Linked DNA regions of Mus musculus: regions 2, 3 and 4 are each linked to region 1. The links are chromatin loops, found by intact Hi-C in ENCODE. Cell type or tissue: left cerebral cortex. All regions are shown on one strand. Each heading gives the region's core, and the rest is flanking DNA. Links, peaks and the distances in the headings are about the cores only.

Evidence for each region. Peaks named below come from ENCODE experiments on the same cell type or tissue, not always from the same donor. Only the 100,000 strongest peaks of a DNase experiment are listed, where the experiment ranks them.
Region 2: it touches region 1 in a loop (10-fold over the local background); 14 of 42 quality-filtered maps call a loop at or near these places.
Region 3: it touches region 1 in a loop (5-fold over the local background); 4 of 42 quality-filtered maps call a loop at or near these places.
Region 4: a loop joins it to region 1, with 7 times the contacts of the local background. A loop is called at or near these places in 16 of 42 quality-filtered maps.

Annotation. Positions count from the first base shown.
Region 1 is chr16:20,299,073-20,305,090 of GRCm38, forward strand. Parl (presenilin associated, rhomboid-like) reads right to left here and starts at 3,290. Exons shown (of 10, transcript NM_001005767.4): 1 at 3,137-3,290. The coding sequence starts at 3,255. In left cerebral cortex, for the core only: a CTCF peak has its summit at 3,395 (motif pointing left); DNase peaks (open chromatin) are centred at 2,851 and 3,358; H3K4me3 peaks cover 1,818 bases; H3K27ac peaks cover 513 bases.
Region 2 is chr16:19,720,950-19,726,967 of GRCm38, forward strand. It overlaps the pseudogene Gm17799. Among named protein-coding and RNA genes, the nearest start is that of Lamp3, 18 kb to the left of the region's middle. In left cerebral cortex, for the core only: a CTCF peak has its summit at 3,377 (motif pointing right); no DNase peak of the experiment used is centred there.
Region 3 is chr16:20,236,711-20,242,728 of GRCm38, forward strand. Map6d1 (MAP6 domain containing 1) reads right to left here and starts at 4,648. Exons shown (of 3, transcript NM_198599.2): 1 at 4,224-4,648. The coding sequence starts at 4,603. It overlaps Gm41431 (a long non-coding RNA gene), which reads left to right. Exons shown (of 2, transcript XR_875948.1): 1 at 1-27; 2 at 129-802. It overlaps Gm49566 (a long non-coding RNA gene), which reads left to right and starts at 4,748. Exons shown (of 3, transcript XR_003951848.1): 1 at 4,748-5,043; 2 at 5,171-5,435. In left cerebral cortex, for the core only: a CTCF peak has its summit at 533 (motif pointing left); DNase peaks (open chromatin) are centred at 1,008, 2,169, 2,583, 3,893 and 3 more places; H3K4me3 peaks cover 1,985 bases; H3K27ac peaks cover 4,729 bases.
Region 4 is chr16:20,211,234-20,217,251 of GRCm38, forward strand. Yeats2 (YEATS domain containing 2) reads left to right here. Exons shown (of 31, transcript NM_001145930.1): 21 at 336-516; 22 at 2,034-2,162; 23 at 3,158-3,259. Among named protein-coding and RNA genes, the nearest start is that of Gm41431, 22 kb to the right of the region's middle. In left cerebral cortex, for the core only: a CTCF peak has its summit at 2,559 (motif pointing right); a DNase peak (open chromatin) is centred at 2,565.

The DNA of each region.
Region 1 (6,018 bases), core at 441-5,440:
TCCCTTTGTGATATTCTCATTACACCCTAAACAGGAGGCTAAAATAGTGAGCCCAGGCTACACGGGAAGGTTCTGTCTCAAAAAAAGAAGAAAAAGAGAGAAAAATAAGGTGAGGGAATTGAGATTTAAGTCAGTAGAACGCTGGACTAAATGCAGTCAGTAGAACACTGGGCTCAATCCCAGCTCAGCACAAACCAGGGATGGTAGCATACACCCCAGCCCTCAAGAGAAGGAAAGAAGCAGGGCACTATCAAGTTAGAGGTTACACTGACCTTGGTAAGACCCTGTCTCAAAATAAATAAACAAAAAAGCTTCCCTTTCTAATCTAATCCCGTCCTTCATGTCTAGATTACATTTAACAACTTGGTTTCAGAAGATTATCCACTTACTCAACCAATGCTAAGGCAAATAGTAAGTAGTGCTGAACTCCCTTCAATGACATCAGCAATCTGAGAAGCAAACACCATTGAACAGTCAATCCCAAATGCTATTAATCCTTTCCCCTTGCCTACTTTTTCTTAGTGGCTAGGAAAGCAATATCCTTGTTTTCTAGCCTTCTGTATGGTAATATCTCATACCACTGGCCTGCCTCTCCATCACCCCCTCCCCACCCACCCTCAACCCCACTCCTCCACCCCGTCTCACTCAGACAGACAGACACACACACGTGCCTCTATCTTTCTGGCTTGAATAGGATGTAATATCTAAAGCTAAAACAGTTCTCTTTAAAGCCAAGATAAAGGTCAAGGAATTTACACTTAAACCCTGACATTTTGGAGTATAGTACAAAGACAGCAGTCGCTTCTTCCCTCAAAACATCTTAGAAAAAATAATTCCCACTTATCTAGTCATCAGTTTTATAGCCAAATGCATTCCTAAGTAATTTTTTTTCTTTTTAAAAGCCTTATTCTTTTTAAAAATTCAATTCCTTACATGTATGGATGTTTTGTCTGCATGTACGCCTGTGCAACTCATGTGTCTGATGCCTTGGAGGCCCAAAGAGGGTAACAGATTTCTAGGCCTGGAATTACAGGCAATTGTGAACCATCATTTGAGTGCTAGGTATTGAACCTAGGTCCTCTAGAAGAGTACTAAGTGCTCTTAACCCCTGAGCCATGTCTCCAGCCCCAAGAGCGTTTAATTTTATGTATATGGAGGTTTTGCCTATATGTATGTTTGTGCACTACATGTGTGCCTGGTGCTAGCAGAGGCCTAAAGAGGCCTTTAGCCCCTGGAACTGGGTTCCAGACAGTTGTAAGCAACCATGTGGAAACTGGGCATCAAACCCAGGTCCCCTGTAAGAGCAGAGAATCTTGAGTGCTGAGCTAAGAGCTCACGAAGCCCAGGAAGAGTTTAAAGTAGCCAAAGTAGGTCTAATAAATAAAGTGATCAGTTCCCACTGAACTAAACCAAATGATCATCATCAGAATGCATTCATTATACAGAACTAAACTTGTAACCCAGTACTATTGATTTCTCTTGCTAGACAAGAATCCTGAAGGACAGGAGTGCAGCAACCTAAACTTAACCATATCATAAAATCTTATAACTCCTGTAAAGGGAGAACCGTGTGTGGGCTGGCAGGTGCCTGAGGACCTTGTGTTTGTATCACCTTTGCCTTTGTATCACCACATAAAGTGTTTATAAAATGCAAACGTTGGGACCTCTTTAGAGCCACAAGGCCTGGCTCATTCTTCATGCTAATTTAGAACCACAGTGGCTCAAAACAGACTAGTGATTACAAAGCGAGCAACTCCCATTCCCTATTAAGTTCATACATGTGGAGACAAGAGCAAAGCCACTTCAGGTTCACCCACATTCTCATCTAATGCATTCTCCCATAACCACAAGATTAAGAATGTCAGTTTCCAAGTTTCCATATAAATTTTAATACCACATGTACTGAGGGGAGGGTTAGACAGGACCTCAAGTAATCCATGGTGGCCTGACAGTCTGGCTCCTACTCCTAATCCACCTCCCAAGTGCCGGGATTACTAGCCTGAGCCACCATGATAGGTAGGCTAAACTCTTTTGACAAGTTTTGTGGTGTTACTAGAGACAAGCACCCTACCAATGAGGTTCCTCAGAGATGAAGTGTCCACTTCTTTTGCTGCCTTTTCCCGAAACTATCACAGCAAATCAACAGGATCACAGAAATCTTGTTACCTCCAAGGCACCTCCCCAGTTCCACCTGTTTAAGACTTTTTTCTTCCTTTCTTTTTTCCAGTCTTCTGCTGCCCAGCCTAGCCTTGAACGCCTAACCCTGCTTACAAGCAAGTCTGACCACACCAAGCTGTTTAAAAGCAATGCCTGATTTTAAACGTTAGCCAGTAAGCTACACCATATGCAACTTTTCCACAGATGTTAATAAGCTTCACTTGAGGAGCAGGTTCTTCCGCTTTCGCCACTTTCCAAGATTCTGATTTTGGGTGGCACCTGGGAAATGAATCTACATATAGTCCAGGTGCTGTTTATTTATTTATAATTCAGCCTTTCCCAGCTTGGCTCCAACTCGCCATCCTCCTGATTCAGACTACTGAGAGTTGAGATTACAGACCTGTGCCCACCTCGGGTGAATTTTAAGATCAGGTGGTGCCTTCGCCAGGCTCAATCTCATCTCTGGCTAGCTCACACGTTTATAAAGACCTCAGGCCCCTTGGTGTGTATGGTACCATCAATTAGGTAGAAGTTGCAAAGTTGACATCTTCGGACTAAGTTTCAACGTCAGTATTAATTCAACTGCTATGGAATTTCTCTTCTATTACACTTCATGTAAGATCCGGCCGGCCGGAAAGGCCACGTGCTTCCTACAGCAGTACAGCCCTTTCAAGAATATGAGCCGGACATGCAATTAACGCTCAGAAGTTCCCCTTTCCATCACATCCCTCGGAACTACTAGGAAAGACCGCGGGTCCGGAGAACCGGGCCGGGCTCGGCCAGACACCTCTCGCGGCTCGGCACCCAGAAGCCAGTAGGGAAAGGAGGACCAAGGAAAAGCTAGGCAGGGAGGAGTCAGCTTTAGCAAAGACCTCGTAAACAATGGAAAGCGGGAGCCCCACACGGCTACCTATCCCCCGAGGATGCGCGCAACCCCAGCTCATGGGAAGCCGGGGGAGCTGGAAGCGGCGGCCATTACCTGCGTCCAAGCAGCCGCGGGGCCTGGGTCGCAGAGAGCTCCCGGTAGCCGCCACCCAAGGGAGGCGCCCACGCCGGACCGCAGCGCCAGCCTCGCTGTACCCAACCTTGCAACGCCATCTTCCCAACCTCTGCCCCACCATGGCCCGACCTCTCTAACCCCGGCCTAGAAATCACTTCCGGGGCGAAGAAAAAAAAAAAAAAAAAAAAGCCACACAGCGCGGAGGAGTGGTCTAGAGCGCCACCTGGAGGCCGTTCAGTTCCGGTCTTCCTCTTCTCAGACCAGCGCCACCTTGGAAGTTTCTGGTGAGAGTGACTGGGGAAAACTTGAGGCTTTGAGTAACGCTGTGTTATCAGACACCCTCAGGTTATCACATTTAACCACAAGACACCGTTTCACTGTGCTTTATAGTCTCAGAAAAGGGAAATGGCCCTGTACAGTGGCAACCTTAACTCGCCAGGCTTGGACATCTGTCTGATTGTGAAAAGCAGAAAACGATTTATTAAATGGGACCACACTGAGAGGATGAAATTCAATGACTCCCCACGTTCATCTTCCAGGTCTAACATAAAGATAAGGTTTAAATGGAAGGCAAGAAGTGTGCAGTATAAGGAAATTGTGTCCCCTCACCAATCACCCTTCACCCGTCACCCCCGACCCCTGATCCAGCCTCCTTCTCCAAGCCTGCCCCCTTGACAAGTTGCAAATCCTTCTGTAGTTACTGGCTGCCCCCAGAAACTCAGGCTTTTTCCTTCCAGCATGAGATTTCTGGGGTGGTTCCATTACTGAAGTTTGATAGCCAAAGACAGAGCCCCAAGTGTTTCAGTTGAAGAAGCAAGGGAAGGGAGAGGGTCTCCTACACCTGAGTCTGGTTGATCTCTAGACAACTGAGAGTCAAGTATCCCAGCACAATTAACATTTGCTTTGAGAACAATGTTCCCTTTCTACAGGAATGTTTCAAATAAGAATGTTACAGTAGCAGGGAATCATGTGTAATGCCTAAGCATGGCATGTTTCCTTTCCTAACTATAAATCCGCAATTTTCTAGAACTCACAACAAACCTCACTTATAGTAAAAGAGACTTTTTAACTCCCTCTGCAATTTTATGGCCCTTGGTTTATATTATTAGATTGGAGTCTATCAGAAGCACCTCCAGGACTACTCTGTCATCTCATTTATTTCAAGAGGGAAAAGGAGAATGGGTGGGGGTGGGGGTCCCTTAGAAACTCTTCTGTTACTGGTGGTAAAGGTCTGGGCTGAGTGTTTCCAGGCTTCGAGAATGAAGAACATGGGGAGCGACCCTTATTCAGAAAGAGTCAGAACACACTGCATAACTGTGGGTAGCAGCACCAGTGGAGATGCTTAAGGGACCCCAGTCATTGTTTGTAGCTTCTAGATATGGGATGCAGAGGAGTTTGGTTGTTAAGGGATACCCACTTTGTGTGACTCTATGTTTTCATTCACAGATTAAATACACAATTGTTTCTTATTGTCCATGTTTTCAAAGTCAGTGTAGGCCAAATGGGCCAACATAAAGATGGATGGACTGAGCCAACTGAAACCAGAACCAGTGTGGGCCAGCCTGTGTCCGTCATATATATCTCCACCCCTCTTCTCACTCCCCAGACATCACAGGCTGGCCGCCTGACTCTCAGGGTCTGTGCAGAGTCTGCAGAATTTGGCTTGTTTTAGGCTATTTGCTGCATTGCTTTACCTCCCTCCCTCCACTCTACCTTTAGCCACGACTTCACTACCCACCTTGTCCCTGTTGCCCTCCTATTTAATTTCCCTCCTTTAGTTTTTCTCTATCAACCTAGTCCAGCCACTTGCTTTCTTTTTTTTTTTTTCTTCTCATTCATGACGTGCTACCAGTGTTTTGTGGTTTTTTTTCTTTTAGGTTTGGGGGTTTGTTTGTTTGTTTGTTTCTTGAGACAAGGTTTTGCTTGTGTAGCCCAGGCTGACCTAGAACTCACTCTATAGAGCAGGCTGGCCTTCATCTCACAGAGAACCACCTGCATCTGCCTCCCAAGTGCTGGGAGTAAAGGCTTTTTTTCTTAGTTAAGGGTTGTTTTGTTTTGTTTTGTTTCTAATGGAGGCTGGAGGAACAACTGGTGGATTAAGAAGATTTCATTTCCAGAAGCCCCCAGTTTAATTCCCAACACTCATGTTAGGTAACTCACAACTTCCTGAAATTCTAGCTCCAAATGATTCATGCCCTCTTCTGGTTCCTGAACACACACACACACACACACACACACACCAAACCAGGCATGGTAGTGCATGTTTTTAATTCCAATACTTGAGAAATAGAGGCAAACAGATCTCTGAAACTTTGAAGCTAGATAGTCTATATAATAAGACTGTCACAATAAACAAACAAACAAACAAACCACCACAAAATAGCAGCTCAAAACGTTATAGAAACCCACTATTTTGGAAACTAATTAAAAAATATAATTTAAAAAATATCTTGAACACAGGTACCCCCAAAAGACATAAGGTATTAAGTGAACATCCCAGTGCTGTGTGTGTTTGCATCCTTTGAGTTATTGGGTAGGAGCCCTGCACCACAAACAGTATAGCCTATTGCCATTGTTCTTGGTTTCCCACCATAACTATATAGTAAGATTCTATGATGAAGACAGATTTTGGTTGCAGGACAGAAAAATCAAGCTGGAAGTGACCTGGGGACTTCTTTCCTGCTGGCTGTCTTTCATATGCCAGCAAATGCAATTCAGGCCACTGGGGGAGGAAGGTCATCTAAACTGTTACTCAGGATGAGTACTGGGCCGATAGTGATAGGGAGTTTATGAGGAAAGCCAATGACTTCCACATCAGATTTGAGGCCTGCTCTATTGGAGGAAATACATGCCTTGTACCA
Region 2 (6,018 bases), core at 673-5,672, 580 kb before region 1:
TAGCCAATCCACACTTGAGAAATTGGTGAGGGATGATAGCAGAGGGACCTGGCTCAGTCGTGTTTGCTCCTTATAGGAAATGCCACATGAGACATGTTTAGGTGATTGTCCTACACTGGTGCCTACTGATGTCAGTAACATCAGTGAAGATGAAAAAAACAGGCTTCCTGTAAAGTCTGCAAGGGGCCTTGTCCTCTGTCACCACCCTCTATGATCCAGAAAGGCACACACAGTGTTGAGATACCAGGGGCCACAGAGCCACCTGCTGACAGACAGGGTGCAAGTCCACCTTGGTGACTCTCATACTAAGGAGGGAAGAATTGGCAGGCAATTATAGAAATGCGGGCCTAAGGAATTCTGGCTACTTAGAAGACTGAGCCCTGGGGGCAGGGATGCCCCAAGATGGAAACATTGTTTGCTGTTACTGGCTCCCTAAAGGAGAGAGATCAGAGGGAAGCTCCGGGCAAAGAACAGAGGGCTGTCATGCACTTAGCTCAACTATTCCAGGGCTTACCTTAGCCATGTCCACTCTAAAATATAAAAAATATTGAACTTATAAAAAAGACAGATCCTCCAAGCTCTACTGAGACTCAGGGTCCACTTCCCTCTGTCTGTGCCACTTGTGACAGAGACAGTGAAAGAAACTACCATGTTCAGTAATGGAAGCCAGTGGCCTCTGCTGCTCTTCCACCTCCTCTGTGAATGTGGAGGTAAATGGGACACCCATAGGACCCCAAGCTGGTTTAGAGCTAGGTTTTCATTGAGAAGTGCACATTTTATATCTCAACATAGTGTATACATAGAAAATAAAAGGTCAACAAAATTAAAATGAAAACATATAGGGCAGAATTTCCCCTTACACTCAGTGATGCCCTTGTCTGTCTCATCCTGTCCCTTCCCATCCACAGGGTCTGTTCTATTCTACAGAATAGAGCTGAAAACATGATACAGGAGGTGGGGCTGGGGAAGTCACAACATCTCAACATCCAAATGTTCTGGACCTCAGCCTCCCAGGGATGTTGATACAGAGACAATACTCTATTCACCTGGTCGCACCATGGCTCCTGGAAAGCCCAGGATTCTCAGGCCCTGTAAATCTTGGAGAGCACTCTGCAGTCCAAGCACCAGAACACAGGGAGAAGCGGGTAGCTCGTAGGCATCAAATCCATGACAGTTATTGATCATCAGGCCAAAGGCCGTAAGTGGGCCCTGACCTCTGAACAACCGTCCCTCCCTTGCCTCGTCCCTGCTAGTTCCTAATCTGCCTTTGCTTGTACCTTAAGTCATCTACATGTTTAGTCCTCTCCTGCCTTCACTGACATAGGCTCTACTGCCCTGTCTTGGGTATAAAGGCTTTAGCAGCACTGAAGGCACACAGTCTCAGTCAGGATCTTTTCAGTCACCAGAACGGATGCAAGTAAGCAGAGAGGCAGCCACTATCTACTGCTCAAAATCAGCAGATCTGGGTTTGAGTCTCACTGCCACTCAATAGAGATGTCATTTATTCTCTTTGACCACACAACTTCTTTTTAAAAAAAAAATCTCTAAAATCAGAATAATTCCTAGTTTACAATGCTGGTAAGAAGATTAGCTATAATTCAGAAAAATGAGATCCCTGTTCATCATAGAAATTCAATAAATAGTACTTGTGATGGTCATGGCTAGTAATCACCACAGTAAAACTGAAGCAAGGCTCTGGGCAACTCTGGTCTTTCCAGTATGTTAGCATACTTATTTTGGGGTAGAATTCACTTGCCATGCCTCATCATCATATACTCTCAGGATATATGAAACCAGTTATAAAAGTATCAAATGGTTTTAAACTAGAGCACACATGCACACGCACAAACACACACACACACACACACACACACACACACCATATGTGGTGGGGGAAAGGTTTGACAGGTTGTTGGTGGTGGTTGGTGGTTTATGGGTTTTTTGTTTTGTTTTTGTTTGATTGATTGATTGATTGATTGATTGATAACAGCAAACTTTTAAAGGACAGATACATTCTTGCAATATGTGGAGAATGACTGTCCTCAAAGCCAGCAGCTGGCAAAGGAGTTGTTCTCTGAGTTTTGAAGTCACTTTCAGGCTGTGTGGCAAAATAAGTAGACTGTTAATTGAGGTTGGGTAAGAGGAAAAGCGAACCACAGACCTTCGTAGACAAATGCTGTAGTTCACACCACATGGTTCCCTGCATGGATTAGGGAATATAGTTTTAATAATTTTATAGTTCTAATGTGTAATTCTGATTAAACATATTGAGTAGAATTTACCAAATAAAGCTGTCAGTAAATTTAAAGTAGCCTTAATGCCGCATCTTCTTGTGCAGTGCCAGCCTCCTCCCGTAAACAAAATGGTGGAGGTCGGTGTGAACGAATTTGGCTGTATTGGACGCCTGGTTACCAGGGCTGCTGTCTGCTCTCCACTTGGCAAAGTGAAGATTGTTGCCACCAGTGACCCCTTCATTGACCTCAACTACATGGTCCACATGTTCCAATATGACTCCACCCACGATGGCACAGTCAAGGCCGAGAATGGGAAGCTTGTCATCAACAGGAAGCCCATCACCATCTTCTAGAAGCAAGATCCCGCTAATGGGCCGTGATGGCCGAAGGGCTGCCCAGAACATCATCCCTGCATCCACTGGTGCTGCCAAGGCAGTGGGCAATGTAATCCCAGAGCTGAACGGGAAGCTCACTGGCATGGCCTTCCGTGTTCCTACCCGCAATGTATCCGTTGTAGATCTGACAAGCCGCCTGAAGAAACCTACCAAGTATGATGACATCAAGAAGGTGGTGAAGCAGGCATCTGAAGGCCCACTGAAGGGCATCCTGGGCTACACTGAGGACCAGGTTGTCTCCTGCGACTTCAACAGCAACTCCCACTCCTCCACCTTTGATGCTGGGGCTGGCATTGCTCTCAATGACAACTTTTTAAAGTTCATTTCCTGGCATGACAATGAATACGGCTACAGCAACAGGGTGGTAGATCTCATGGCCTACATGGCCTCCAAGAAGTAAGAAACCCTGGACCACCCACCCGAGCAAGGACACTGAGAGCAAAAGAGAGGCCCTCGGTTGCTGAGGAGTCCCTATCCCAACTCTGCCCCCAACACTGAGCATCTCCCTCACAGTTTCCATCCCAGACCCGCATAATAACAGGAGGGGCCTAGGGAGCCCTCCCTACTCTCTTGAATACCATCAATAAAGTTAGCTGCACCCCAGATAGATAGATAGATAGATAGATAGATAGATAGATAGATAGATAGATAGATAGATAGATAGATAGATAGATAGATAAAGTAGCCTTAACAAAATAAATGTTTTTGATAAATTAGAATTTGAAGACAAAATTGTGCCTTTTCTCTTATTACCCACTAGGTGGCAGAATGTAACCATGGTATATCCTGCTGACAGTTCTTATTGGCAAAGATGTTAAATGAGTGAACTAATTTCTTTTATTATTATTATTATTATTATTATTACGTATTTTCCTCAATTACATTTCCAATGCTAGCCCAAAAGTCCCCCATGCCCTCCCCCGCACTCCCCTACCCACCCATTCCCACTTTTTGGCCCTGGCATTCCCCTGTACTGGGGCATATAAAGTTTGCGTGTCCAATGGGCCTCTCTTTCCAGTGATGGCCAACTAGGCCATCTTTTGATACATATGCAGCTAGAGTCAAGAGCTCCGGTTAGTTCATTTCTTTTTAAAACCAGCAATATTTTTCTATTCCTTTAAACTAAGCACATTCCTAACGTTCAACCCCAGAATGTCAACCAAAGTTCACGATTTCCATTGGTAGCAGAGGATCTTCTCTAAAGCCACGCTTAAGGCCTGGGCTCCTCTTCTTGTCTTCCAGAGGATGATGGATAACTATGGCTGAGGGTCAGATGCTAACAGAGAACTTGGTACAAAGGCTAAGAGCGTCTGCATGTTTATCCTTACAAGGCTGTGTTTAATCCCATCATGTAAAATAAATGATAAAGGAATTTAAGCATAAAGAGACAAACCTGCTTTTCAAGCGAGACTGGAGAGATGACTCAGGGGTTAAGAGCACTGGCTGATCTTTCAGAGGACCCATCTAGTCTCCAAAATTAACATGGTGGCTCACAACTGCCTGTGGCTCTGGTTCTAGGGTTCAATGCCTTGTTCCAGCCTTCTCAAGCACTGCATGTATGTGGTGTACAAACATACCTGCAGGCATTCACACATACACATGAAATAAAAATAAAAAAATCTAAAAACAAAAAACAAGGCTCTGCTTCTCATTTGCTCTCTCGAACTCTCACAGGATGGAGCACTAAAATGCTCCCAGGGGGACAAGACGGAAATAGGATATTTTATTTGGTGCAGCTTGGGCTATGTCTGCTGAATCTAATGGGGCACAAGTATAATAGGATTCAAGAAATTCACTAGACTGGATGTGGGCACAGGATGTGGGTTCCAGGGAAACCCTGAATGTTGAATGTGACATGGGCAGCTGGAGGGAGCACAGGTAGCCCATCTGGGCCTACGCTGCTATGCCTCTCTCTACCAGTGACTACAGGGTCACTGGTGAGAAACAGGGCTAATGTCACTATGAAGTTCCATAGGAATGGAGACAGGATGGGAGGTCGAGCTGAGCAGGTGGAAGCTGCAGAATTAGGGGAGATCCATACTCAAAAAGTATGGCTATGTGATCCCTGGTAGAGAACATGGCAAGTGTCACTGGCTGGGTGACTTTGGGTATCACCCAAAGATTTGTAGAAGGGACAGACGCAGGCAGTAATGCAGGGCCATGAGGACTAGAATCTTCAATGAATTCCCAACAATGTCTACTACTCACCTGAATGCTTAAGACTTCAAAAATACTCCTAACATAAAATGTTAAATATGAGCCTTTTATTAAGGCAATAATATATGCAAAATCATAGACATATATGTCTGTTGACTACCTCTGTTAATTTCCTTTTCATGGTGGATATTTAGGAGCTACCATACCAACAATAAAAATTAGCACCTATAAGCAGTTTGGATTACCCTTATATGACAGAGGCTGCTATTATTAAATCCTAAGATAATAATAACTAGAGCATTACATTTTGATATAAATTTTAGCTTTTATCATTAAAAGGCAAAAGCTATTTTCTAACTACTTGTTCTGTTGTATTTCAAAAACCAGTTTCTCAGGATTCTTATCTTGTCTAATCTAAGCTAAAGAGAAAGAAAGTATTAATTTTAAAAGGAAGCTTTTGGTTCCTTCTCTGCATGCATAAATTGGCAAATGATACAAATTCTTTGGTATTTTTTAAAACATCTATTTGTTGTGTATTATGCTGGTTAATCTCCATGGCTAACACACCTGGGAAGAGGGACCTTCAATTGAGAGACTGTCTTCATGGCCTATGGGAATGTCTGTGTGGTATTTTCATGATTCAAATGATGAGGGAGGGCCCAGGGCCCATCCCATAGTGAGCGGTAGCATCCCTCTGTAGATGGGCTTGGACTGTGTAAAAATGCTAGATGAACATCCAGAGAAAGTGAGCTTTCTCTAGTGAGCAGTGGTCCCCATGGTCTCTGACTCAATTTCTGTTCTGCTCTGAATTCCTGACTTGGCTTCCCATGATGATATACTATAACCTGTAAGACCAAATAAATTCTTTCCTTCTTGAGTTGCTCTTGGTCAGTGTCTTATCACAGTAACAAAGAACCAAACCACAACATGCATGGTAGTATGTTTACACGTGCTTATCTTTCTATATATATGGCAGTGATTGGCTTATGAATAAGTGGACATGTTAATTGAGACTTCTAAGCTACTCCAAATTATTTCTAGTTTATAATATAACTAAAATTTTAGGGGTAAATTCTAGGGCTAAAATTTAGGGATAAATAGTTTAAAAGGTTTAGTCAAGCTGTTACTTGATAAATCATTGTTTCCACTCTGATTCTATATATGGTCTTAAGGGAAAAGAAAATCCCTATTGCTTGGAAAAGAAACAGGCTTTCAGGCCATGCAAAGCCCTG
Region 3 (6,018 bases), core at 19-5,018, 63 kb before region 1:
CAGAATACAATCTCAACCTTGCACAGGGTCAGTCATTCCTTTCCTGCACCCTAGCTTCTTAAAAGAAGCCCTAATCACTGGTGGTCTGCTTCAGTTCCTAGTGATGCTTTATCCTTCCTCACAAGCAGGACCAGATGCACCAGCTGTTCCAAGCAGATGGACCACCTTAGGAAGAGTTGCTCTTCTGTTCGCTCCGCCAAGAAGCCTCAGCCACCCAAATTCAGGAAAACAGTGGCAGAAAGCCCTTGGAAGAAACTTACACTGGTCAGGACTCACATGATGGAAGGAAAGAACCAAGTCTCCCATGGGTCTTCTGGTCTCCACATGTATGTCTTGATATGTGCACATGATATGCATGTACATACACAGGCACAACAAATGTAAAACGAACCAAAAACTCTTTAGTAAGTCACAGGGTTAGATAAATGACTTAGCAATCATGTATATACTCCTCTTGCAAAGGGCTACAGTTGAGTGCCCAGCACCCACCTCACAATCACCAGGAACTCCAGCTTCAGGGGACCTGATGCCCTCTTCTGGCCTGTTAGGAACCTGCCCTCACATGCACAAACAGAAATACACATGACTTTTAAAAGTAAAACAAAATCTCTTTAAAAATCTGAGAGTTACAGTAGCCATCTCAAAACAAAAACCTCCAAGCTGGTCTGCAGTCTGAGCTCCCATAAGCCACTTCACTGGAAAGAAAGAACTGGCTAACTTAGTGCCTTGTCACTAAAAAGGCTCAATTCTACTCCTGGGGACCTCTTAATCTTGTCAATGACCCTACTAAAGAGTAAACTCAGCAAGGCCATTGTGTTGTGTAATACCCACCCACCCATGACCACAGGCGCAGGACTCAGCCAGCCAGGGCCAGTGTCTGCCTGTGCTAGGCCCTTCCCCTACACTGGCCCTGAAAACAAGGGAGTCTTTTCTTGGCAGCATCAGAGCTGATCCTCACTGAGCAGGCAGATGGCATGGGCACGGGAAGCTGTTGCCTGCTGCGGTCAACACTGAGTTTTGGGTGTAAAGAAGAGCTGAGCCAGGGCCTGTCATAATTTTTGCTTCCTAAGCTTCAAGGTTCTAAGGACCAGCTGTCTAAACCATTCGCTGTTCTCTTTCTCCTGGGAAGGCAGAGCCTCCCCTGAGCATGTCCTTCTGTCCCCAGCTATCTCTGAGCTGTGCTCCAGGCAGCCTAAGCCAGCTGCTCTGAGGTGACAGCAGGGGACTCAAAGCAGGAAGAACCTATAGCAGTCCCTGGGGTGTTGCAGAAGATGTTCCAGCCAAGAGGGCTTGTGATAGAATAGAAAAAGTGGCATCAGAGGTAGAATTACCAGAGCCCTGGGTACCCATGGAGGACTATGAGTAAGGTGGACTATAGATTACGCCAAGATTAATGAAAGAATACAAGCCTCGCTGTGCTCCTTAAAAAGCATCAAAGGCTTAATATGTAGCCTTGGCTGCCTGGAACTTGCTATGTAAACCAGAGCTGACCTTGTACTCCTAGAGATCCACCTGCCTCTGCCTCCCAAGTGCTAGGATTAAAGGTGTGCACAACCATGCCCAGGTACTCCCTCCCCCATCCCACCCCCACCCCCACCCCACCCCACCCCCATCTTACATGGACCTGACCAGCCTCAAAAGAATTATGGAAGCATTGTTCTGGGAGGAGCTAGGCAGCTAGAGAGCTCCAAGACAGCTCCTATGCCTATCTGGCCAGACAAATAAGGCAGACCACTCCTTCCATGACAACCAGAAGACAAATGAAGCAGGACCTGTTAGCAGGGAGAGATGGAGGCCTAAGGGGTCCATAGCACTTAAAGACTGTAAGTCAGGAGTGGCCACAAACCTAATCTATTACTTTTGGGTTTCTCAATTGTTTTCTGAATGCCTCTAGCAGTTCACTTGGGTGAAGTATATCTTACAAGATGAAAAGTAGTATGGGATTACTCCAGCCTCTGGGTCCCAGAGGCCAGAGAGTTTAGTGCTGAGGAAGATCAGTCGTTATCCTGGGCTGGTCTTGGGGGTGAGTGAGGACTGGTCAGCCAGGCTCTTAGTATTCCATCCAGTTCTCAGGGAAGGAAACTGTTCCAAAGGCAGAGTTTATACTTGGAAAAGCAAGCCCCCATCTGTCAGTGATTTTCCATGGCTGACTTCAAGACTCAATTTGAGAAACTGTCTCCGAGGAGGTGGCCAACGACGATCTGTATAAACCATTTTAGGGAAGGACTACAGAATTGGTGCTTGAGTCCCACTCCTTTCTGTGCTGTTCAGAGCCATGTGTTTTGAACTACTAGCTCAATTTCTCATTTGTAGAGGAATAGCAAGAACCATCATGTTAAGGGGAAAGCAGTAGCCAACACCTTACCATCAACAGAGCTTGGGGGACCCTACAAGGACATTCAGCGGGCCATTGGCTCCATGTGGGTAAAACAGCTTCTCATAACCAGCCATGATTTTCTGGAATATCCCTTATGAAGAGGGGCTTGTACCAACATCCCCACGCCACTAGTTATGAAAGGTGGCTTCCTGTCTTCCCTGCAAGCCCAACCAGTTGTTTGACGGCTAGATTCTCAAGCCATTGCAGAGTCATGCGCAGGCAGGACCACTGGAAGGACCGTGAACATTCAGACCTCTCCTGCAGGGGATTCAGGTTCCTACATTGGCAGTCAGTAAGCCTGCCTGCCTGCCCTGCCACCAGCAATGCCAGACAGCTCCACTTGAGTCCACGAACACAAGGCCTTGCCCTGCACCACACACACCCATTAAGTACCTTAAGGAACAGAGTCTTAAGGTGGAACCTGTCCTGCACTTTGGCCCCCTTTGACATGTGTGTGTGTGTTTGAGATTCACCATCTGTACCTGCAGGGCTTCAGTGTCCCACCCTATGACAGACCCATAACTAGTGCATCCCCAATATCAGGACAGCAGGGCTGTGACCATCTATCTGTACAGTGTCTCCATGTGCCATTTTTATTATGTTTTAAGTTTTCTTTTTAGTTATGTGTATGTGTGGGTATCTTGAGTGTGGATATGTGCAGTGAGTGTGGATACCCCAGAGCCTTGAAGTTAAGAGACAATTGTGAGATGCCTGGCTTGAGTGCTGGAACTGAACTCCCATCCCATGGAAGAGCAGTGCACTCTCTTAATCACTGAGCCACCTCTCCAGCCCTATGGACCTTTTTAGTCCTGAGCTCCCATCCCACCTTCAAGGAATCTAGACAACAAAATTCCTAAAATATTCAAACACCTGTAATAAATATGGAGTGGTGTTTTAAATAGTCCCAAACAAGGCATCACAGATGAGACCAAAAAAAAAAGGGGGGGTGGGGGGCTTATGCCTGTGGCTATATGCCTAACAAAGGGCTAACATACATTACAGTTATTAACATTCAGAACATCTATCTATGGTCAAACATTACATTAAGTTAAAAAAAAAAAAAGTAATGGAGTTATAATGTGTGAGCCTGACAATCCGAGAGATGGATCCCTGGAATCCATGGCAGAAGGGGAAGAGGAGTGACTTTCTAAAGTTGTCTTCTGATCTGCTCGCCCCTCCTCTCGCCCCCCTCTCCACACTAATATATATTAAATATTTTAAAACATCGCAACAGCAAGAATAAGATCGTGGAGGAAACTGAATGTGTATGCATTCATTGTATACTAAGAATTAGGAAGATCCATCTGTTTGGGAGGGGAGGCGTGAGGGTGTTAAGGCAGAATTTGTTATTTTTATTTCTAATTCCCCCATTATGAGCATTCATTACTCTTCTATGTAGAAAGAAGAGGCAAGAAGTCCTCAGTTGTCCAAAGCTGTTAAGGGTGCAAAGGACCTTCCTTCTGTGGGATCTTGAACAGCGCAGGCACTGGCCCTGGGCACGGCGTGGGGCGTGGGATGAGGGGCTGTGCACCGCCCTCTTTGCTCACCCCACAGAAGTTAAAAAAGAACAATCTGAGACCGAAGGAGGAGGAATCAAATCGAGGGAGGGGTGCTCTCTTACGAGGTGCGCTCATCCTGGATCCCAGGGTAGGGAGCAATTGGGAACACAAGGCGATGCCTGCAGTGTCAGGAGACCAAAGATGACCCCGAAGCTCCCCTGTCACTCTCCAGATCCTGTGGTATTCAGCCTTCGTGCTCTCCCCGCCCCCACCCCGTTTCGGGGCTCCGTTTCCTCCCACCGCAGGTCCAGATTCGAAGCATTCCTCTGCCGCAGCCAGCTACCCACCTATAAGACGTGGTCGCTACTACAGCTGCGTCCGCGTCCCCGACCGGCAGCACGTAGACCGTCCGGGTGGGGGGCGCCGAGGACTGGCCTCTGCGGCCGCCCGGCCCCGATGGGCGCTCTTGAGCCGCATCCCGGGACCCGGCGCGCGCGGTTCGCACACCGAAATCGCGCTGGTACTGGGTGAGCGGCACAGCGCGGCTGGACTCCCGCGCGCCTGCGACCGACGGGTTCCCGCGCGAGACGCTGCAGTCTGCGCCCGACTCCTCGCTCCCGGGGTCCGAGTAACCATGCAGAGTCAGCGGCACCGCTACGTCCGAGCGGTCCAGCTGGTTCCATCGCCGGGCCAGGCAGCACAGCCGGCTGATGCAGGGCCACGCCATGCCGCTCGGCCGCGCGCCTGCGCCGCGCGCGCGCACTACCCCACTGCCCCCGCGCAACCCTGAGCCCCGCAAGGACGGCCTGCGGGCAGTCCTAAACCCAGAGTTCCCCCAATGTGAGCTCAGAAATCAGACCTGGGCTTCATCGAGAGCGAGGTCGGAAGGAGGCATTTCCTCACCGTCACTAAGCCTGCTACTTTTTTTTTTTTTTTTTTTAAGGAACAATCAATCCATCAAGAAGGCTCTGGCGGCAGGACCAGAGAACTCTGTTGGCATTTGTGGACACGGGTGGCTGCAAAATAGATTTAAACTGTGCCTAGCGGACTCAGCGACCACCCAGAGTGGAAAGGGTGGAGGCAACCAGGAAGGTGATGCAAGTGAGAACTTAGGGCCATGTCAGCTCGTGAATCTCCATTTGCTGTTTACTGTGCTGTTATAAATGGGTAACAACTAACCCGGTTTTCCTTAAGAACTGTCATAAGCTCCCAATCGTCCTTTCCCTGGGTTGTAATTACAACCCCCAAACTGGTTTCCTTTCCCTGATGTGCATGTATGCTCGTTCCATTGCAGGGCTATAATCCAGCCTGAATGAAGGTCAGTTAAATACAGAAAACATCCAGCTGCCCTCCAAGGGCTTCCCAAGTGTATCCTGCATGCACTCAGACCTGCAACCATGGAAGTGGTGGTAGTTACAACTTCTGGCTGAACCTGAGAAGCATCCAGTCTGCACCTAGGAGGACTGCCCAGTCTGGGCCCATTGGTCAGCTCATCTTCCTCAACTTCATTAGCTGCAAGTTGTACTGGAGTGACATACCATTGCTGGTTAACACCCCAGGTCTGGCTATGACCCCATACTGACAGTTAAGTCTGGAGTTGGGAAAACCTTTACTGAAGGTGCATTCATGGGTATGGTAGTTAGAATATGTTTGGCCCAGGGAGTGCCACTATTAAGAGGTGTAACTTTGTTGGAATAGGTGTGGCCTTGTTGGAGGAAGTGTGTCACTGTTCAGGGTGGACAATGAGACCCTCCTCCTAACCATGTGGGAGCCAATCTTCTCCTAGTGGCCTTTAGATGAAGATGTAGAACTCTCAGCTCTGCCTGCACCATGCCTGCCTGGGCACTGCCACGCCCCCACCTTGATGATAATGGACTGAACCTGTAAGCCATCCCTAATGAAATGTCCTTATAAGAGTTGCCTCGGTCATGGTGTCTGTTCACAGCAGTAAAACCCTAACTAAGATTATGTGGACCCCACCACCACCACCACCACTCACACACACACACAAAGTCTTCTCTCAGCCAGAGCCAACTGACTTTGTGAAGTGGAGCTGAGCTTTGGGTTAGTCAGCCTGGCAAATGAAGGTTAATGGTTATGAAATAGTCCAGGGGAGAAAGTCACAGATCACCACTCTTGCTA
Region 4 (6,018 bases), core at 653-5,652, 88 kb before region 1:
AAATCGTTAAAAACAATTGTTTTAAAGAAACTATTTTTTGAAGTTGTATGGCATGGAGTAGGCGATGGTTGAGCTTATACAGGTCTCTGCCACCAAGCCTGGCAACGTGAGTTTAATTCTCAGTACCCACATGGCAGGAAGAGAGAACCGACCACACACACACACACCTTCACATGAGTGCCATGGAACACATGCCTTCATACGTCAGCAGGACATTTCATGGGTAGTAGTGACCAAGACCTGCTGTTTACTGGTGTGCTGTGTGAGCCGCTGCCCCGGGAAAGTCACAGGGCCGCCATCTTCCTAACTTCCCTTCTGTCGCTCTAATTGAACAGTCTGAAGGATCAACCCCTGTGTCATCCTCTGTTGGTTCTATAATCAAAACTCCTGGTCAGCCACAAGTGTGTGTAAGCCAGGCCACCATGGCAACCTGCAAGGGCCCCGCTGCTGTTGCCGGCACTGCCGCGTCCCTGGTATCTGCACCAAGCTCCATCTCTGGGAAAGCCACAGTGTCAGGTAAGTGCCACGACACTCCTTCCCCCTCTTTCTCATTAGACAACGATGTTCATATTTTGTATAGTATATCATTAAATAAGCCAGATATATTTCCAGATGGCTACTTTGTTAAAGCACATTCAGTGTCAGGGTAAGGGAGTGAAGACTACAGCTAAGGAGTTGGTTCTCAGACACCAAGCTTGGCAGCAAGTGCCCTTACTCGGTGGAGTCATGGACTCATTATATGGACCAGGTTGGCCCAAGTCTCCTGCCTCTGCCTTCTGAGTATGGGGATTAAAGCTGTGCACCACCCCACCATGATTGAGACATGCCTTTGGAGGTGCTTCCTTTTTCTCTTCCTTCCATATCCTGGCTCCAAAAAAAAAGAAGAAGAAAAAGCTTTTTCTATAGCATAGGCCCCAATAAGGTTAAGGAAGTCAGGCCTGCATGATATACATTCTCTTATATATAAACACCGAAATAATGAAAAAACAGAGACGTTGTTGAGATAATCAGGGAGGGTCGCAAGCATCAGCAGGACATTGGGTGACACTAAACACTGGTTAGTGTATAATCAGAACCTTTGCCGTTATATGGCTTTTCTTTTCCTTTTTGGTTTTCCGAGACAGTGTTTCTCTGTATAGCCCTGGCTGTCCTGGAACTCACTCTGTAGACCAGGCTGGCCTCGAACTCAGAAATCCACCTGCCTCTGCCTCCCAAGTGCTGGGATTAAAGGTGTGAGCCACCACTGCCCGGCGTTTTATTGCTTTTCAACTGCTTAGCATACAATATTTTCATTAAAAACAGGAATTTGAAAACTACAAACACCAGGTCATTGTCTTACTCCAAAGCCTGTGTCTTGGCAGCAGTTACTGCTTTGCCTTCCTGTTATGCTTTTTGTTGTTTTAGGACAAGGACACTTGAAAAATAAATTAGCCGGGCGGTGGTGGCGCATGCCTTTAATCCCAGCACTTGGGAGGCAGAGACAGGTGGATTTCTGAGTTCGAGGCCAGCCTGGTCTACAAAGTGAGTTCCAGGACAGCCAAGACTATACAGAGAAACCCTGTCTCGAAAAACCAAAAAAAAAAAAAAAGAAAGAAAAAAGAAAAATAAATTATAGCCGGGTGTGGTGGCGCACGCCTTTAATCCCAGCAGTCGGGAGGCAGAGGCAGGCGGATTTCTGAGTTCGAGGCCAACCTGGTCTACAGAGTGAGTTCCAGGACAGCCGGGGCTTCACAGAGAAACCCTGTCTTGAAAAACCAAAAAAAGAAAGGGGGGGAGGGAGGGGGAGAAGAGAAGAGAAGAGAAGAGAAGAGAAGAGAAGAGAAGAGAAGAGAAGAGAAGAGAAGAAAAATAAATTATTATATCAGAGTTTTACTGTAAAATCTCCATTATCCATTGCCTCCTGCATCCAACTTTTTATTTACTAAAGAGTGATTGTTCTGGGCACTGCTTGTGGGAGAAACTGGGAGTGTCAGAGAGGGCAGGAGCTTGAAGGAAATACCTTAACTGTACTTGACATTGTCTTTCCACTTTAGGGTTGCTAAAAGTTCATTCCGCTCAGTCCAGTCCCCAGCAGGCTGTCCTGACAATTCCCAGTCAACTCAAGCCACTAAGCATCAATACCTCTGGTGGCGTGCAGACTGTCTTGATGCCTGTGAATAAAGGTGCGTGCCACCCTGGTACTGACGCAGCTCTGTCTTGGGAACCCTCCTACCGGGTAGGATGTCTCTTGGTTTTGTACAGCTTGTCAGTTAGCCTTTATGTTTCATTTCATGTGCATGAGTGGGTGCATGCAGGCATATGAGTTTAGAGGACAACTTGTGAGTTAAGTTCTCCTTCTAGAGTGTAGGTCCCAGGGATTTAACTCAGGCCGTTGTGATGCATGGTGGTAAGCACCTGTGTCCCCTGAGCACTGTAGCTTGGCTCTGTCTGCCCATTTCTAAAGATGTGTCAAAAAAGAACACCTTGAGCGTTTGTGAGTTGGCTTTATTGCATTTTTATTTTCTTAGTTTACTGGCATGCCCTCATGTCCATAGTGGAGGCTGTAACTCAGTTATTCTGCCACTAGTGGGCAGCACAGCTTAAGATTGTGGTGTACACTTAAAATGGGCTCTTGACAACATGGAGTTGGGTTATTTGTAATAAAAATAATTTCTGTCTCAAGGAAGACAGGGAAGAATGTAAGTGCCATAGGGTGGGAGTAGGGTGAAGCTTTGTTTTCTGGACAGAGCATGGCCATTACACTCAGGAATGCAGTGGCCTTGGTGATCACCTACCCAGGGCTTGCACAGGGCTGGGCCTGTCAGCTCTGTCTTGGATAGGAGATGACCTTAGAAGTCCAGCCCCTCCACAGGGGCACTGTTGGCAGTTGATGGTTACTGAGAGAAAGGGGCGCCATCTTTAGTGGTCTAAACACTGTTGAGTAGATAGCTCCACACCATGGCCCATGTGTGCAGTGCTGGTTAAAAGTCAGTCTAAAAACAAAAAGACAGGGCAGTGGGAGCAGCTTTTGGGAGACAGGGAAGCTGGTAGCATAAGAGAACATGGGGGAATGAGTGTGGCCAGGATATATTATATGCATATATAAAATTGCTGAAGATTAAATTAAGGAAAATACTAATTTCTGTCACTATTATACTCTCATCTTTCTGTGTCTTAGTGGTTCAGTCGTTTTCTACCAGCAAATTACCTACTACTGTCCTGCCCATAAGTGTTCCAAATCAAGCTGCCCCCAGCTCTGCTCCAGTAGCAATTGCCAAAGGTATGTAGGACCTCACAGTATCTTTGTTCCAAAGGTTCAGCTTTGAGTTTCAGCATCTGTCAGCTGTTTGACAAACACATACTACGCACAGTGTCATAGTCTAAAGGAAATTGACATTATGGGGCATCAGGCATCTTTTTTTTTTTTTTTTTTTTTTGGTTTTTCGAGACAGGGTTTCTCTGTGTAGTCCTGGCTGTCCTGGAACTCACTTTGTAGACCAGGCTGGCCTCGAACTCGGAAATCCGCCTGCCTCTGCCTCCTGAGTGCTGGGATTAAAGGCGTGCGCCACCACTGCCCGGCATTATCAGGCATCATTTTTGCCTTCAGTTTATAACCTGGTTCAAGAAAGCTGCATAAATAGCAAACTGTGGTCGGTAAGTACCAGACAAGTAGTCTGAAAAGTGATTACTGGCATAGTGCAGTCCAGGATTTATGTCCAGGGCTCTCAGGGACAGGACTTGTATAAACCAGACTTTTAAAGAGTAGAGAACCCTTGAGCTGTAAGGAGGTCAATGGATATAAACTTGTATGGGCTTGTGTAAACCAGACTTTTGCAAAGTAGAGAACCCTATAGTTGTAGGGAGGTCAAGGGGGCATGCTGGTTTAAGAAAACAATAGAGACAAAACTTTAAGGACTTATTTTGGAGCTTGAGCACTTAGCAATCCATTTAGGCAGCATAGTTGTGAGAAGGGAGTTTTAGTGGGAGCACACTGAGCTAGCAGTATATCCCTGAATGTAAGAATCCCTGATAGTAGAAGGTGGGTACAGTGACAGTCATCTATGACACCTAGCAGTGACGGACTCATATAGTCAAAGCTTCGAGTGTAATAGTCCCCGGTGCCTGCTACTTTGTGGATACAACACTATCAGTAATTCTTGTGTCAGTCAGTCCTTCAGTTAGCTGTCACACCCTGGATTGTGTTGGGAATACACACACCTCCCATGTGCAGGAAACAGTGTGGTTTAAATTTGTACCAGGCTGCTGCTCTTGAGGCATTCTGGAATCCCGTCATCTTGGCAGGTGGATTTATAATTTGTTAAATGCTCATTTAAAGTAGAGTATAGCTGACTGATTCAGGGCCTGGGTTTGTAGGTAAAGCTTCATTGGCATACAATCACTCCCATTTGCCTTCATAGTATTTTTCAGACTCCCAAAAGTTTGGTTCCTGCAGAGACCGTGTGACTCACAACACCTACAGTATTTATGGATAGGGAACGTTTGTTTGCCCCTGAGCAAAATTTGCTGTGACAGCATTAATGCTGCTCCACACCAGACTAGTGTGTTTAATTTTGGACCAGGACAGAGCATCTTTTATTTTGGAGTTTTATTACATTAACTGTGTGTGTGCACATTGGCATGTACACACCATGGCACCCATATAGAACTTTAAGGACGATTTTCAAGAGTTGGTTCTCTGTTCATATGAATTACCGGGACCTAATTCAGGATGTTAGGATTGGCAGCACACTTCTTTGCCCACTGAGCCTCCTCACCAGTCCTTATTTTGGTTTTAAGCAAAGTAAAATGTTCAGTGAGGTGCATAACCATTAAATACAGTAAAACCTTTTTTCAGTAAACCAAAGAGAGGGAAGACTCAGCAATACCAAATATCCAGTAATGTAGAAAGAGGAAGATGGGACAGAAACAATGGTTCCGGGCCATTGTAGATGAAGGTACTTGCCACCACGGCTCCGAGGACCTGAGTTAAGGCCCCAGGGCCCATACAGTGGAACGAGAGAGCAAATTCCCACAAGTTGTTCTCTGACTCCCCCCCCACACACACACACATGCATATGCATGCATACCAAATAAAATTAAAATACCAGAGCGGCAGATGTGTCAGCTAGAGAGATGCTCAGCAGCTAAGAGCTCTTATGCTCTTGCAGAAGACCTAGCTTGGATCCCAGTACCCACATCCCAAGCTCACAGCTGCCTATAGCTCCCAGCCTCGCCCTGGAGGAGCTGAATCTGACGCCTTCTTCTGCCTTCAGTGGCAGCCCTCACAGTCCTGGCACACATACACACACAGCCATTAATAATAAAAGTTAAAATAAAAAATCTTATAGGGACAACCCTAAACATTTTAAGAGAAATTAAAAGGAGATAAATAAAAGAATATATTATGGTTAAAAGTGCGAACACGTAAAATAAAAGAGCCAAAGTCAGACATGGTGGTGTGCCTCTCTAATCTCAACATTCTGGAAGCAGAGGCTGACGTTGGCTTTTAGTGAGACTCTCATAAGGCTGTTAATTAACTAGCTGTTTTGATAGCAGAACAATCTTGATCAGGAAGACAGGATAGCAGATAGATACTAAGGAGCCTCAGCCTTTGAAGTAGTCAAAGATTACAAAGACCCATAAAACAGAAAATAATGCCCATGATACGCCCTCTCAGTGGAGAGGGGTGGTCTTTTTGATGACAAGCAGGTGAGGAGGGAAGGGACGTGGACATACCATGTCTGAAAGCAGCGATACTCCTGCCTTACATCAAAGGTAACAGCTAGTTTAAATTAGAATATAAACTTGAATATGAAAGATGTAAAAACTTTTTCTGGAAGAAAATATGAGACACAGGATGTTGGAAAAGGGACTTAATTATGAGAACCTTGCTTTATCAGAGAATATTAAAAGCAAAAAGTCAAGCTACAGACTCTTAAGATATCCTCCATATATATAAAACACAAAAGAATCATGTTTTGAATGTATAGTGACCACTCAAAACCAGTGTGAAAGACACTGATAAACACTTCTCAGAAG